Linked DNA regions of Homo sapiens: region 2 is linked to region 1. A link is a contact called in ENCODE Hi-C or POLR2A ChIA-PET data. All regions are on one chromosome and are shown on one strand. The core of a region is the stretch at or near the end of the contact, and the rest is flanking DNA. Distances in the headings are between cores, read along the strand shown.

Region 1 (7,654 bases), core at 4,342-6,841:
GAAGTGTTACCTGTGATCAGACCCCGACAGTGTTTAAGGTAAAGCGTGGCCTGTAGATCCCGGGACGCTCCCAGTTTGGCCCCAATCATTCGTTACCCTCCTGGTTCTCAGATCCTTCGAAATGTGCAGATTTGCAGCCCTGCATCCTGCTTGTCACTCAGCGTGGCCCAAGTTTTGTTTCAGAAAATAGGAGCCCTATTAGGTCATCCCCAGCTTGTTAAGTCTCATTATTGTGTGTTTTCCCCTGGGTTGTTGGAATTTGACACAGTTTTACCTGATGTGATGCTTGAAGGCGACCCTATGACTCTTTTTAAAGGAAGAGTTTGCAGGACGGTTTTGGACTGGGGCTTGTGGGAATGGAGGAGGGGAGGTGGGCACATGGCCGGGGAAACAGCTCCAGGCTGCACGACCAGACCAGCGTTCCCACCCTCAAGAGCCAGTGAGAAACCTTGGGGAGAAAAAGCAAAGATGGGCAAGGCTTCCCTGTTCGTCTCCACTCATATCAAAATTTCCAGCCTGAGCTGGGTGTGGTGGCTCACATCTGTAATCCCAGCGTCATGGGAGGCTGAGGCAAGAGGATTTCTTGAAGCCAGGAGTTGGAGATCAGTTTGGCCAACATAGCAAGACCCCCCATCTCTAAACAGTAAAAAAAAAAAAAAAAATTAGCCAGGTGTGGAGGCACGCATCTGTAGTCGCAGCTACTCAGGAGGTTGAGGTGGGAGGATTGCTTGAGCCCAGGAGTTCGAGGTTGCAATGAGCTATGAGTGCCACTGCATTTCAGCCTGGACAACAGAGTGAGACCCTGCCTCTAGAAAACAAAAACAAAAACAAAAACTTCTCCCAGCCATCGAGAAGTTAAAATGTGGCTCTTAAGTTAGTTACTGAACACCATACTTCAGCGTGCTGATCCCTACAATTTCTGTAACGTTCCTAGTAATCAACCAAGAAGTCGCAGCGCTGAGACCTCCTGCTTGCGTGGATGTACCTTTTTTGGCGGGCTTTTCCTATTGTGGTGCTGGTGGTTTGTTTGTGTTTTAAATTAGATGCAGTCTTTTAAAACTGTGAGGTTTCCTACCTCGCACCTGATACCTGCATTCAGGTATCAGCAAATGCAGGTATCAGCTTCTTTGGGGGAAGAAAACCCAGGATCTCTGGCCACTTGACTCTGAGGCTGCCTTGCAGAACTGCACAGCCTCCACCCCACCCACTATTTTCGTGACCCCGAGGCCACGGCCCAGGTGCCATTCATCACTGTGCAGCATGGCTTTCCTGTGCTAGAGGAATGTTTATCTCCTCCATCCAGCCATGGAGAGCAGGAAAATAGAGTTCAATATGGGTGGGCATTGCAACGCCAGCGCCTCTTTCTCTGGGGGAAGACTCTCCCCTCTGTATAAGTTGCAGACACCCACTCTTGTCACACATTTGGCTCTGCCCACCTGGCCTCACAGGCATTTGAGTTTGTGTTCCACCCCTCCCCATCCCAGAGCCCAGCAGTCAGCAGTGAGAGAAGCCAAATGTGTGCAGGGAGTGCGAGGCGGCAGCTACCATGCAAACTCCAGGGGCACACCGCCCCCCAGTAATCTCTCCCCAGAGTGCATCAGGCAATAACAGGAAGATACTCAGCTGTTCATTATGACATGATTTCCCATTTTCAAACCTGACAAGTTGGTCTTGATGCTGTTATTCAAATAACTGAAAGTAAATGGTTGTGAACAAGGAATTTCAGATCACAGACTCAGTAAGCCTGGCCAGCCCCCAAGGCTGTGTCTTCCTTAAAGTTGGGATCTCTGTATTATCTCATACTCTATAGTAGAGCAATAAACATAAGCTGACTTATGTGATCACTTAAAACTACCAGGAAGAAACATTTTCCGTAATAAATTTAGTGTAGGATTGCTTTGTCTTCTCACACTCACTTTTCAGAAAAGAAAATGTAAGTATTGCCAGGCGCGGTGGCTCACACCTGTAATCCCAGCACTTTGGGAGGCTGAGGCAGGTGGATCACTTGAGGTCAGGAGTTGGAGACCAGCCTGGCCAACATGGAGAAATCCCATCTCTACTAAAAATACAAAAATTAGCCGGGTGTAGTGGCGCATGCCTGTAATCCCAGCTACTTGGGAGGCTGAGGCTGAAGAATCACTTGAATACAGGAGGTGGAGGTTGCAGTGAGCTGAGATCGCACCACTGCACTCCAGCCTGGGCAACAAGGCAAGGCTCCGTCTAAAAAAAAAAGAAAAAAGAAAAAAAAGAAAGAAAAGAAAATATAAGTATTTACAATTGACAGAAGAATGTTGTGGCTTTACTTTCAGTGAATCCCAAACACGCTTAATGCCCTCTGTACCCTCTGCCTGGTTCCAGTGAGACATGACAATTGGATTTTGTTAAGCATTGTCTTTATTCAAGCATATGATGAAGTCTCAAAATAACAGGGCTCAATATAGTCACTTAGAGATTGAAATGACACAAATTTCTTTGTCATACGAAATTGACCGAAGAGACTGAAATGATACAAATTCCTTTGTCATGTGTTTTCTAAATTTGTATAAAATTTACTCACAGGTTTATTAGATGATCATAAACAGAAAGATGTGAGTTCAGCCTTCCTGGGCGTCCTGGGACCTGATGGGGGTGGGTGATCTCCTTGTATCTGCTCTTCCTTCCCTGAATCGATTGCTCAACTAGCAAAGGTCAGTTGATTGCGGGCTGGTTGGCACGCTTAGGGAACAAAGGTCAGTCCCGCAGTGAGGGACAAGGCTGTCCCCCATCTCATCCTGGGTGCCTTACATCTGATGAAACCTCCCGTATGTGGTTCTTAGAATGCAGAGAGGTCTCTGTAGAGTGCAGGGCAGTTCCCTCGCGGATGTGTTACGGTATCCCTTGATTGATCGTGTCGAGAATAGAAAGACGGTGAGCACAGGCAGCATCCCTGGTATCTGAAGAGAGCCTGGGAGACAGAACTAAGCTAGCTCATTTCCATAATTTCCAAAACTCATGGTCCTCTTATACTAAATTGACTCCATTTCTGTTTTCTGTCTTGGGACATTTACACCATTGCTGGTATATTTTGGATCTCCTGGGACAACAGAAAGTGCTAGTGGTTGTGTTTGGCCTTGTTGATGGGAAGAAGCCAGGAGAGCCTGGATAGGACTCCCCGGTCCTTCTGCCTGGGAGGGAGGAGCAACAGGTCTTGGGCAGGGCCTGGTGTAAGCGTGGTGGCAAAGGTGAATGACCCTCCAGTCTGGCCTTCCTTGAGGTCATATGGAGCAGGCAGTGCTCTGAGGCAGGGAGTTTCAGAACCCGGGTTCAGATGTCACAGCTCTCATTCCTGGCTTGGGACATCTAGCTGGGCACATAAACTTCTTGTGCTTCCCCTGGAAAGAGGGGTCATGATACCCTTAAAAAGCAAAAAGAAACCCCCCCAAAAAAACAAAAAAAAAACATATGGTTACTTTATTTCTCCTTGGCTGGGGTTAGCCAGGGATGGGATACAGTTGTTGTAGCGAGAGCTCATGGGAAATGCTCCCAGGCCGGGGACTTCGTCAGGGACACGTATCCAGGGCCAGTATGAGTGAGGACAGAGGACAAGAAAAATATGAAGTCAGGGTCAGCCCTGCAGGCTCTGTAGGGAGTCCCGCCCTGGGTTTGGGAGATACAGGTGCACAGGTGAGTGTGTCACACCCATCAGAGGGGAGGGAGGGAGGGTGGTGCTGTTAAAGGGCAGTAGTAACCAGAATGAAGGAAGTGACTGCTTGTCCCACTTCGAGAAAATGAAAATGCTTCAGTGTCCAGAGACCACCACCAGGGACAAGACTTCAAGTTTTCTCCACCCACTTGGTCCTCCCAGGGTCCTTGGGAAAGCAGAGAGGGCATCAGCCCCATCTCAAGACAGGCATAGAATACTGTTCACCTCATTCTCATCTTCTCCCATGCTGTGGATGAGCTGTGTTTTCTTCCTCTCCAGCACGACCAGGATCTTCTCCTTGAGGAAGTTATTTCACTCATTCATTCAGTGTTTATTGAGCACCTAGAATGTTCCAGAAACAGGGCCGTTGTATGAGCAAATGCAGACTTGCCCCAGCCCTCATGGGACGCACAGACAGGGGCAGACGGATGCTTGTTGGGTGATCACACGTTGTGAAGCCCAGCAGCGGGGGTGTGAGGGGAGGCAAAGGTGCCTCGAGAGAGCTGGGATCCAGAGGTTTGACGGCCAGAGCTTGGGCCACACCCAAGCAGAGTGACTCCACCTAGTGAAGCCAACAGATCTGGGTCATCCAGGCCCCAAAATCTCACTGGGAACCTGGTGAAGCCATCACGTTTCTGAAACATCCATCAGGAATGTCCCAAGGGCAGCCTGGGTCCATATCTTCCCTCGTGTACTCAGAGAAGACAGGAGCAATGAACTCAGATCTCTGCCCATTTGGACTAGAAAAACAACACTATTTTGACTCATGTTTTTTGTTGCACAAAGAGGCAGGGGCAGGGACCAGGTGGAAAAACGGGTCTTGAATTACAAACACCAGAGTTCAAAGATAAGTCATTCAGGCTAAAGTAAATATTATTGGATTTAAAACCAAAAACCGTCACCCTAGTGGTGGACTGTGCTATCATTTAAATGTGAAGGAAAATTACCCTTAAAATGGGTGTTTTCTGAGCAGTGTTTGCTGTTTGTTTGTGTCTCAAGAAGGACCTCGCAAGGATGTTGCTTCGGTGATCCCTTTTTCCATCCAAGTCTGGTGTTGCCTGGCTGGGTGTTGAGGACAGGTTCCTTTTGTACCTGGGCCCTTGAGTAGGGTCTCTCTGGGTACGTGAACAGGTGCCACATATTCTTTCTTTAGGAAAATGGCAGGCAGCTGGAACATGGAAAACTTAGCGTTTTAGCCTCACCAGGCATCGTGTGTACAGGAGCCTAGATAGCAAACTCCTTTAGACACAGTGTTAGAAAGTTGGAATTAATAAAATATTTAATGTGCTCCTTGAAGCATTTGTTTTTGAAAGGAAACTTGACGTAAACTAAACTTCCACAGACGTGTTTTAGAAGTGACTGTTTCCAGTAGATTTTCAATGATGTCTGTATACACTCAGCTGTGGCTGTAAAATACAACACACATACTTTGTAAACCTGTTAGTGTGACGTTTTCACCCTGACCTGAAATGTTTAGTATCACTCAGAATACGAGAGTCATGAAGCTAACAGGCTGCAATGTGTTCGGCGCTGTCGCCCTTCCCGTGCAGGAGGCCACTGTCTGCGGGGTCCGGTGCTTTCCCGTCCTGGGCTAAGGTGGGTGGGCAGAGCAGCCTGGACCGTCTGCAGCCACCATGTCCTCTGGACCCCTCTCTGCACCATGCCCACCTCCTCCAGGCCCCCACACCATGCCATGCAGTGGCCGTGACAGTGTTTAGAATCCTTTCTTGTCTTCCATTTCTTCATCATTTTAGGGAGGAAGTGCTGTGCTTTATGTCAAGATGAAACACAACATCTGATTCCTTACCTGGCTCTGCTAGGGCTTAGGAAAGGGGGCTTGGTTAAGGTGGACTCTGCTGCCTGCGGCTTCTGTCCGGGCCCGGCCCCTGCAGCTGTGACACACTGCCATCTGGTGGACACGAGTGGGGCTGCGTGGCTTTCCACGGGGCTGAATAGCCTTCCTGTGTTTGAGGAAAGCTGACAAATCCTTTTTCATTCGGAAGACACACAAAATGAAATTTACTCTACTATGTAAAATAGAGATAGGTTAGACGTTCATTTGCCATCACCTTTCAACAAGAGCTTAATTTTTAGTTTTTCTCTGCATGGTCTCTACTTAAAAATATGCCCAGATTTTATTTTGAGTCCGTTGTGTTCTTCGGAGCAAGGACTTTTTTAAAATGATAAAAACAGCAAACTATGGTTTTTGGGGTTTTTTCCCTTATTTGATATTTTACAAATTATAAAAACAAATGATGTAGACGGTTACAAGCAAAACCATGCAGAACAAAGATGTGTTAAAGCCCTGCCCCCCCAAAATCAAGGTTTGTGGACCCCGTGTGTTTTCTTTCTCAGCTTTCTTGCAAGAAATACCAGAAAGAAAAAAGGGCTTGGGTGGGCCCTTCTTTTACGGTCTCAGATATCTTTGTAGGTAAACGAATGCATTCCTGGAGCTTCATTTATTTCTCCACAGTATTTATCCATTGCTGACCAGCAGCCAGAAAACATACGTTTTACACCGTGGAGCAAACATGCCACAGGCTTTTCAGTGGTAGTTTGGCAGTCTATTAAACTGGATTTTCATATCCCACCAAGAGTTAAACTAGCCTCTTTATTTTCATCTTATTAATATTTGTTCAGCAAACTAACTTACTCTAAGGAATAAAAGGCTTTGGGCCCAGGAGATTTAATGAATTTATTCTCCAGCACGCTAAGTGCTAGATAGATAGTTCACATTTCCTTGTTCTTTGAAATTTTATTTATTTTATTTTATTTATTTTTTTTTTTTTTGAGACAGAGTTACACTCTGTCGCCCAGGCTGGATTGCAGTGGCATGATCTCAGCTCACTGCAACCTCTACCTCCTGGGTTCAAGAGATTCTCCTGCCTCAACCTCCTGAGTAGCTGGGATTACAGGTGCATGTCACCACACACAGCTAATTTTTGTAATTTTAATAGAGACAGGGTTTCGCCGTGTTGGCCAGGTTGGTCTCGAACTCCTGACCTCAAATGATCTGCCCACCTCGGCCTCCCAAAGTACTGGGATTACAGACAGGAGCTACCGCGCCTGGCCTTGAAATTTTGATTTGAAAAATATTTCAGGAATATTTTTCTTTCCATGTGAAGTTGAGAACCACACTTGAATTGCTCCAATCATCCTCACAACTCAACATGGCTGCAGGGCTTCTGGGGCTCTGCCAAATGAGATGGTGCCCATCTGATCAGAGTCTGCCTTCGTATCTGTCCCATCGGAGTCTGCCTTGGTACTCATCTTATCGGAGTCTGCCTTGGTGCCTCCAAGTACACAGTTAGGCTGATGTGGCATGCACATCCGAAAAAATAACTCTAGATGTGCATTTCGACACATCAGCAAATGCAGATGGTATGGGCTGCAGATGGTATGGGCCACAGCTGGAGAGAGCCGTCTTCACTGCGGTATAGCTGGGCTGCACCCAACGTGAGAATGGACATCAGGGCAGAGAGCCGTAAGCAGCTGGGATTGTGGAAAGCGCCCGTGAACACATGGTCTTGGACAGGGCCTCAGGTGGGTCCTTAGCAGCTGTGGCTAAGTGGGCAGAGGGACCACCCCACCACCACCCTGCCCAAAGGGCTTATTTAGCAAAGAGGGGAGAGAGGCCAGCCTGCCCCTGACTGCATCCCACTGGCCTGAGGGATGTGGCCTCTCTGCCCCCATTTCCACTCCTGCTCTTGGGACACAGGAGACTGGTTAGATGAGAGTAGAAAGTTTATTTTTGAACACCCAGGTGTGGGGTGGCTGGGCGAGACCATCTGATGGCTTTGGGAGCCAGGCCGCAGGGTTTAGCTTGGATCTGTTGAGTAGGAGACCCTTAAACATGGCCACCCTGAGCTAAGAGCTGGTCTTGGATTTTGCTTTCTTTTGGATTAACCGAGTATTTTGTGGGATTCCATTTGATCCCTTAACTGGCTGACCAGCTATAACTCCTGGTTATGT
Region 2 (7,452 bases), core at 4,439-6,938, 360 kb after region 1:
ATGCCTCGGGCGTCTCCCCGCTGCACCTGGCCGCCCGTTTTGGACACCCAGTGCTGGTGGAGTGGCTGCTCCACGAGGGCCACTCGGCCACGCTAGAGACCCGGGAGGGAGCCCGGCCGCTGCACCACGCTGCCGTCAGTGGGGACCTGACCTGCCTCAAGCTCCTGACAGCCGCGCATGGCAGGTAAGGAGCCCAAAGTCCCGCCTGGGGGGGCAGCCTGGGGCGAGCTGGCCAAGGGGAGGCTGCACCATGGAGGGCCAAGAGGACAGGCTGGTGGCCTTTGAGGTGAATCCTGCAGGCGGGCATGCTGTCACTGTGGGGGTGAGCTGGCAGGAGCCAAGGGCAATGAGGCCTCTACCCACAGGCCAGGCAGTGGCAGTGCCATGCCAGGGCCCAAGGGGACACAGGCCAGTGCTTCAGCTTGGAGAGTGGCTGGGGGCGGTGACGATGGCAAGATGCTGCTGTGATGCCCAGGGCAGCTCTGGCCCCACCTGGGGGCATCTCGGGACCTAAAACAGCTGGGGACGTGGGCAGCTGGCAACCTGTGAGGGCACCCTCCCATCACCTGACAGGAGTGGGGACTGTCTAGTGGACTTGGGGACACAGAGGCTGGAGCTGCCTCTGCACTGCCCCACCCCTGTGCTGGGACCCCTAGAGCCGGGCGCTGGCCTCATCGTCTCTGGGGCCCTGTGCCCCCTGCTGGAATTAGTGGATGGGCAACGAGGAAGGACCAGGGTCAGGACAGCCAGTAAGGCAGATGGCCTCCCTCCCCACCTGGAAGCTCCTCCAGTCCTCGCCCTGCTTACAAAGGTCACTGTTGTCATAGGAACAGGCCCTCTGCCTCCTACTGTCTTGGCTGAGGGCGAACCTTCCTGTCCCCCAGGGACCCACCTACCTCTGACCACGGCTCTTCTCTTTTCGAGGCAGCATCTCATTTTCCTGTCGCTGCCCCAGAGGCCTCAGTCCCCCACACCCCCTTAGCTCCAGGACAAGCCCCGACAGCTTGCTTGTGGAATCGGGTTCTCATTCCCGGGTGTTCCCATCCTGGACTGCTTGGCAAAGGCCTTTGGGATTCGCTTCTGTGGCTTTTCTCCAGAGCGTCCACACCACCCTCAGCCTTGGCTGGCCACAGTCTCTCTCAGACCCACACGGCTTTTAAAGAAGTTTCCACCATTGAAAACTGGGAGACTTGGGCCGAGCACAGTGGCTCATGCCTGTAATCCCAGCATCTTGGGAGGCTGGGGCTGGAGGATTGCTTGAGCCCAGGAATTCAAGACTGGCCTGGGCAATGTAGCGAGACCTCCATCTCTACAAAAAAATTTATTTAAAAATTAGCCAGGCATGGTGGTGACTGCCTGTAGTCCCAGCAACTCAGGAGGCTGAGGTGGGAGGATCACTTGAGTCTGGGAGGCGGAGGTTGCAGTAAGCTGGGATTGTGCCACTGCACTCCAGCCTGGGCGATAGAGCAAGACCATGTCTCAAAAAAAAGAAGAAAACCAGGAGGCTTCATGTTAATATGCACACACACACGCACACACGCACACACAAATGGGAAGGTCCTGTACCCCCGGCCTAGTTCCCGCCTGGCATTGACCAGCAGCAGCCGAGAGGTGGCTGCCCCTGGCCAGACCATGCCCCCTCCAGTTGCCCCCGACCCACTGGCTGCATCATGGCCTGCTCCCAGCCACCGCGCTGGACACCACCTGTTCCAACCCTGGATGCAGTCAAGGACACCTGGCAGAGTCTGGTGAAAGCACGGATCCTCCCCTGAGAAGGGCACCAAGGCATACTGGCAGCCCTTTGGGGCACATTCCATGAGGGAGTGGACCCTCAGGCTCTGCAGGTGCAGGGGACGATCCCTGTGTGGTCCAAGGCCAGAAAGCAGCCACCAAGGTCCTGTGTCCCCCTTGCTAGGAGCAGGGGAGAGGCTGCTAGGGGGCTGGTACTGGGGGACTTTGTGAGGGGAGGGGAATTCAAACCCAGGTGCAAGTCCCTGGACAAATCAGCTCCCAGCCTCTGTTTCCCCTCTGCCAGCTGAGGCCTGTGACTGGACTCTCCTCTGGGGTGGACACTGAGTTGCTCAGATTCGTCTATCAGAAGTGGGGAGCAGGTGTGGGGGTGCTCGTGAGATCCCTTCATTACTCCTCAGCTTCCCCTCCTGAGAGGGGAAGGGCCCGGAGGTGGAGGGTCTGGGACAGGGTGGCGTGGTCAGCAGGCTTGGCGGGAAAGCAGGCACGAGCCCGAGAGTTGACCCTCCCCGGTGACTTTGGCCCTGCCTCCACGCCGCCACTGTGACCCCAGCCCAGCCAGTGCAACCCTCAGCTCCACAGCTACCAGGCACCCAGCGCCACCTGCCACAGGGCACAGGGCAGAGGGAAACCCTAAGGGAGTCGGGGGTCAATCCTGGGCCTCCACTGGGACAACTGAGAACCTGGAAGCCAAGACTGTGACCCCTCAGGTCTAAGAAGATGCGTGTTTCAGACCTGGACCCAGGAGTCCCCAGAAAAGGACAGGATAGGAGAGTGGGGTTGCACAGCCACCTGGGGGAGCAACCTGGAGGGGGGAACCCCGCAGCAGCAGCTGGAAAGCATGTGGGAAACTCAGTCATCACGGGCAGGGCCAGGGGGCAGCGGTGAAGTCCAAGCAGCCGAGGGATGGGCTCAGCCATAGGCAGGGACTGGGCCTCCAAACCCTCCCTTCCCTGCAGCAGCGTGAACCGGCGGACACGCAGTGGCGCCTCCCCACTCTACCTGGCCTGCCAGGAGGGCCACCTGCACCTGGCCCAGTTCCTGGTGAAGGACTGTGGCGCTGACGTGCACCTTCGTGCTCTCGATGGCATGAGCGCCCTGCACGCTGCCGCCGCCCGTGGCCACTACTCCCTCGTCGTCTGGCTGGTAAGTGGGTGCCAGAGGTGGGAAGGGGACATCCAGGGAGTGTGGGCCCTCCAGCAAGCAGAGCCTGGAGCCTGGATGGGGGCTCCAGAGGGAACTGGGGACACGCAGGGCTGTTGGGGCATCCGATGAGCTGGTCCATGGCTCCCGAGAATCTGCAGCTCCGGCCAGGCTGGGCCCCAGAAGTTTTGACCACCTGTAGTGCACTCTGCTCTGTGGGGTCGTGCCACGGCTCCCCTGGGGCTCTCCTAGTCCCTCTCTCCCTGGAAGTCCTGGTAGGCCTCCCAGGTGCTCTCACAGTTGGTGGTGGCCCGGGTGCTTTGTCTGCGCCCACACCAGCAGTGCCCAGTTTGGGCCACTCGACCACTTGTTCAGGCCCTGCCGCCTGAGATCCCCAGGCCAGCCCCCACCTTCCTCCACTTCTGGCCTCTTTGGGGAAGGAAGACCTGAGACCCCAGAGCAGAGTGGCTGAGGTTGGGGAGGTGCCATCTTCAAGGGGGGGCTGGGGACTTCCTGCCTCTACAACAGAAAAGCAGAGCAGGTGGGACCTGTAACCCCAGCTACTCGGGAGGCTGAGGCAGGAGAAGTGCTTGAACCTGGGAGGCGGAGGTTGCTGTGAGCCAAGATCACGCCACTGAACTCCAGCCTGGGCAACAAAGTGAGACTCTGTCTCAAAAAAAAAAAAAAAAAAAAGAGTAGAGGAGGCCCTCTTTGAGGAGGGGACTTGGGGGCAGAACTGAGGATGGACAGGAGGCGGCCGGACAAGGAGTGGGGCCCAAAGCAACTTCCTGAGGGGGGCACAGGTCATTCAGAGGCGGGGAGAGCCTGGCCCATGGGGCCCGGGGGCGGGCAGGAAAGGCAGACAGAGGCGCTGGGAGGACCGGGGCTCTTTCCTGAGGGTCCTGGGGAGCCACGGAAGGCTCGGAGCCAGGAGCAGTAGGATCTGACTGGCATATTGGAAGGTCACTGTGGCTGCTGATGGAGAAGTGAGAGCTGCCTGCCCCCAGACCTCCCATGCTTGCCTGGGGCCTCCTGTCTCCTGGCTCCCACCCACTCAGTCCAGCTCCTTCTCCAGCAAGCCAGGCTGGCTCTGCCCCCGGGGCCTTTGCATGCACTGCACCCTGTGCCTGGCACACAGCTCCCCAGCTGCCCCTGGGGCCTTCCCTGCCCAGCTGGTTTATGGGGGGAGCCGCCTGCCCCGACCATCCTCACTCCTGCTTTCCTCCCCACCGGCGCACCAGCACCAGGCACACGGCGTGTCTGACTCCTGGCCTTGGTGGTGGTTTCCACCAGCCGGCGTGTAGGCGCCAGGAGCTCCGTGGGTGCAGGACTTCACCACCTGCTACGTTCCCCGCACCTGGCACGCAGTCAGGCTCGGGAGATGTTTACTGAAGCAATGGGTGGGCAAGTGAAGGAACAGGGGGCCTGGTCCCTTAGGATGGCGCCTGCTGCTCACCATGGCCCTGAGGCCCTTGGGACGGGTCCCGCCTGCTCACCGTGTCCCCGGGCGCTCGGGATGGCGCTGGCCTGCTCCCCGTGGCCCCAAGATCCTCAGGCTGCTGCCTGCCTGCCCACTTTGTCCCCAAGGCCGCCTGAATTGGCCTCTAGCCTCCCTTCGTGGAGACTGCAGCCCCTCCCGGTGCCTCGCCTGCAAGTGCGCCCCTCCCCACCCCGGGGCTGCCTCTCCAGCTCCTCCTGCTGGAGCAGCCTACCCCAAAGGAAGCTCTCTGGACCTGGGTCCCACCCTGGCCATCCTCCCTTTGCCCCTCCAGCAGTTCTGACCCATTCACTCCAGACCTCAGCCTCCCAAACTATGCCTGGCTCCTGGGATGAGCGGCGGCTGCACACAGTGGGCAGAGCAGCAGCAGCTCACCACAGGGGGTCCTGAGGGAGGGAAACAGGGTGTCCACTGAACCCCTAGGACTGTGCTGAGGCATGAGCGGCCTTCCTGGGGAGAAAGCGGGCAGGCCTCGGGGTCTCAGGGCCAGAGAGGCCACTCCAGATGCGAAGGAGCCCCACGGCAGCCCTGTCCCTGTCTCTGTTTCCAGCTCATTGTGCTTTGCCCAACAGACACTTCTGAGTACTGATCAGTCAGGAGCGCCCTGGCTGCGCTAGGAGGCACTCACACCGAAGGCGACGGGCTGCTGGCGGCTCTGCTGTTCTCGTGGCCTCCCCAGTGGGGAAAGCGGGCACACTCAAGGCAGGAAGGAGGGTGAAGGCGGGGAGCCAGCACGCCCATCACCCGTCTGTCAGGAAGGCAGGCTGTCCTAGGAGACCCCCGCGTCCCACTGGCAGGCCCAGGCCCCATGTCTGTCCCAGCTGCACAGGTTTCCGCAAGTCAGTGTAGAGGACTGTCACCTGGCTGGTGCTGTGGACCACAGCAGGGGCCCTTCAGAAGGCAGATGAGGCCCCAGAGGCAGGGCTGGCCTCAAGTCGCTCCAGCGGTGGTGGCCGGCAGGTCAGGGCCCCAAACCTCATTGCCTGGCTCGAATCCAGGCCCTGGAGGGAGGCCACAGGACCCGCTGCTCCAGCAAAGGGGCTCAGTGCAAATGCCCAACGAGGCAGCGCCACCCTCGGGCCAAATGAAGTTCTTCCCTCCCCGCCCCTCCCTCCCTTCCTTCTCTCCTCTCCTTCCTTCATAGCAAACACATGTTTACTCTTCCCTAGGTGTTTTCATTTGCCATGATGTTTGCTTTCAGATTTGGGACCATGGTGTCTGCAAATTAAGCTACTGCGCTCACTTCACCCCCACCTGGACCCCAGAGGTCCTGCTGCCCCAGGGTGACGGGGACGCACGTGCTCAGCCAGCCCTGTCCGGGGTTTCCTGAGGTTGTACCCTGTGCCCCGAGAGGTACAGCCAGAGTCCACTTTCACTTCTGCTCCAAGCCCCTCCCACTCTGTGTGCCTCCTCCCTGGGAGGATGGCTGCTCCCTCTGCCCCTCCTTCCCCAGGTCACATTCACCGACATCGGACTCACGGCACGGGACAATGAGGGGGCCACGGCCCTGCACTTTGCAGCCCGAGGCGGCCACACGCCCATTCTAGACCGACTCCTGCTCATGGGTACCCCCATCCTGAGAGACTCCTGGGGTGGGACCCCCCTCCACGACGCAGCAGAGAACGGGCAGATGGAGGTAAGGTGGGCGTGAGGGAGACAGGGTGAGCAGTCACAAGTGCCAGCCATGCCCAGTGCTGTGTCACTGACCCTCACAGCAACCCTGTAAGAGTGATGACCCTCTTTTACAGATAGGTAAACTGAGGCTCTAAGTGGCACTGTCACTTGCCCAAGGTCAAGATCCCAGGGTCAAGTGGCAAGATCCAAGCTCTATGCTCTCGTCCTGCGTACCATCCTCCCTCCCTTCGCGCAGAAACTCCCTCGTGCCTGGTCAGGGCTTGGTCTTGGTGACAGTCTTCTCAGAACAGCCCTTGGGGCGGACCCTCTGCTGTGAGCAGCCTGCGAGTAGAGCTGTGGCAGGGGTGTGATGTCAGCCCCTTTGCTATTACCCAGATAAATCTTGGGGGCTCACATGGCCCAGCCTCAAGGACACGACATCCAAAAACCCCACGTAGGCAGGGATGGTATTCAAATGTTCAACAACATCAGAACCACACCCAGCCTTTGAGGGTGGGTGCAGCCATCAGCTGCTGGCCCTGCCCGGGTGCCCACCCGATGTCGACCTCATCTAAAGGCAAGGCCCCATCTCAGGAGAATGCACACAGTTTACTTCTCCCCAGCCCCATCCGGTCCTGAGCAGTGTCGGGTCTGTTCACCTCCATGAAGTCTCCTGGTTCCCCACGTTCTTCCAAAGCCTCCTGGGCCCAGGCTGCTCAGTCGGGAGCCAGCAGCGTGCTCCAGGCCTCTGCAAGGCTAGTCTGGGGGGATTTTAAGTGGAAGTGCAACCAACCATCGCATTCTGGGTCTGCAAGTCTAGACAACTGCTCCCAGCTAGAACCCAAGGTCTTCCTGGGGCCCCGGGTCACCCAGTCTCAGCAGTGCCATTGAAACAATCACACACGGTGCAGCCGCAGAGCCATCGGAAGGCACCGCATTCCCTGCAGAGCTGAGCCTTTGGCAGAATGCAGAGGAAACCCAATCCCCCCTCCCGGCAGCGCTGCTGAAAGCATCTTTCTCTGAGGCCCCCCAGCTACCGCCCTTCCTCTCACCATCCCCCGTCCACTCAGCTCTGCACAACCCAGCTCTGTCTCCCCAGTCTCTGTCCCCAACCTAGACAGAGATAGGAAGTGGGGGGAGGGGTGACCCGCAGGCCCTGGGAGGCATGTCCCTGACAGGTGGCTGGTGGCAGGAGGAGCTCTGCTGAGTGGCTCAGGCAGGCCCCAGGAGACTCGGCTCAGAAGGGGTAAGTGGCCCCTGGCCAGGGGTTTTTAAGCTTTTTTAAAGCAGCAAAATCTTCTTTCAAATGAAATATTTGATAGCAGCCCAAGAAGTTTAATAAATCAGCTGACTCCTCTGGCTCCTCAGCTTCCCTCTGTAAAAAGAAAATTACTCAAGCCTCAAAACAGAGACTTCTTCCCTTTTAAATTTCTTACTGTGGAATTCAA

The links. A loop is a pair of places that touch in the nucleus more often than their neighbours do. ChIA-PET counts read pairs that join two places held with the same protein, here RNA polymerase II (POLR2A). Pooled maps may share reads with other maps.
Region 2: a pooled map shows a loop between it and region 1 (5-fold over the local background). The contact joins two enhancer-like sites. A Hi-C loop is called at or near these places in 1 of 37 single-sample maps with no recorded cell type and 2 of 50 pooled maps. POLR2A ChIA-PET finds 5 or more read pairs at or near these places in 1 of 52 experiments (OCI-LY7).

What each region holds. Positions count from the first base shown.
Region 1 is chr2:237,739,605-237,747,258 of GRCh38, forward strand. All of the region lies in intron 11 of LRRFIP1 (LRR binding FLII interacting protein 1), which reads left to right. Among named protein-coding and RNA genes, the nearest start is that of RBM44, 55 kb to the right of the region's middle. RefSeq lists enhancers at 1,102-1,396, 4,808-5,333, 5,300-5,349. Within about 2 kb of position 5,592, at least 13 of the 41 ENCODE cell types and tissues checked have a DNase peak (open chromatin) inside an H3K27ac peak, as active enhancers do.
Region 2 is chr2:238,101,948-238,109,399 of GRCh38, forward strand. ESPNL (espin like) reads left to right here. Exons shown (of 9, transcript NM_194312.4): 2 at 1-184; 3 at 2,709-2,895; 4 at 5,844-6,026. Among named protein-coding and RNA genes, the nearest start is that of ESPNL, 5.3 kb to the left of the region's middle. RefSeq lists enhancers at 601-770, 3,792-4,702, 4,703-5,612, 5,072-5,241, 5,613-6,523. Within about 2 kb of position 5,689, at least 5 of the 41 ENCODE cell types and tissues checked have a DNase peak (open chromatin) inside an H3K27ac peak, as active enhancers do.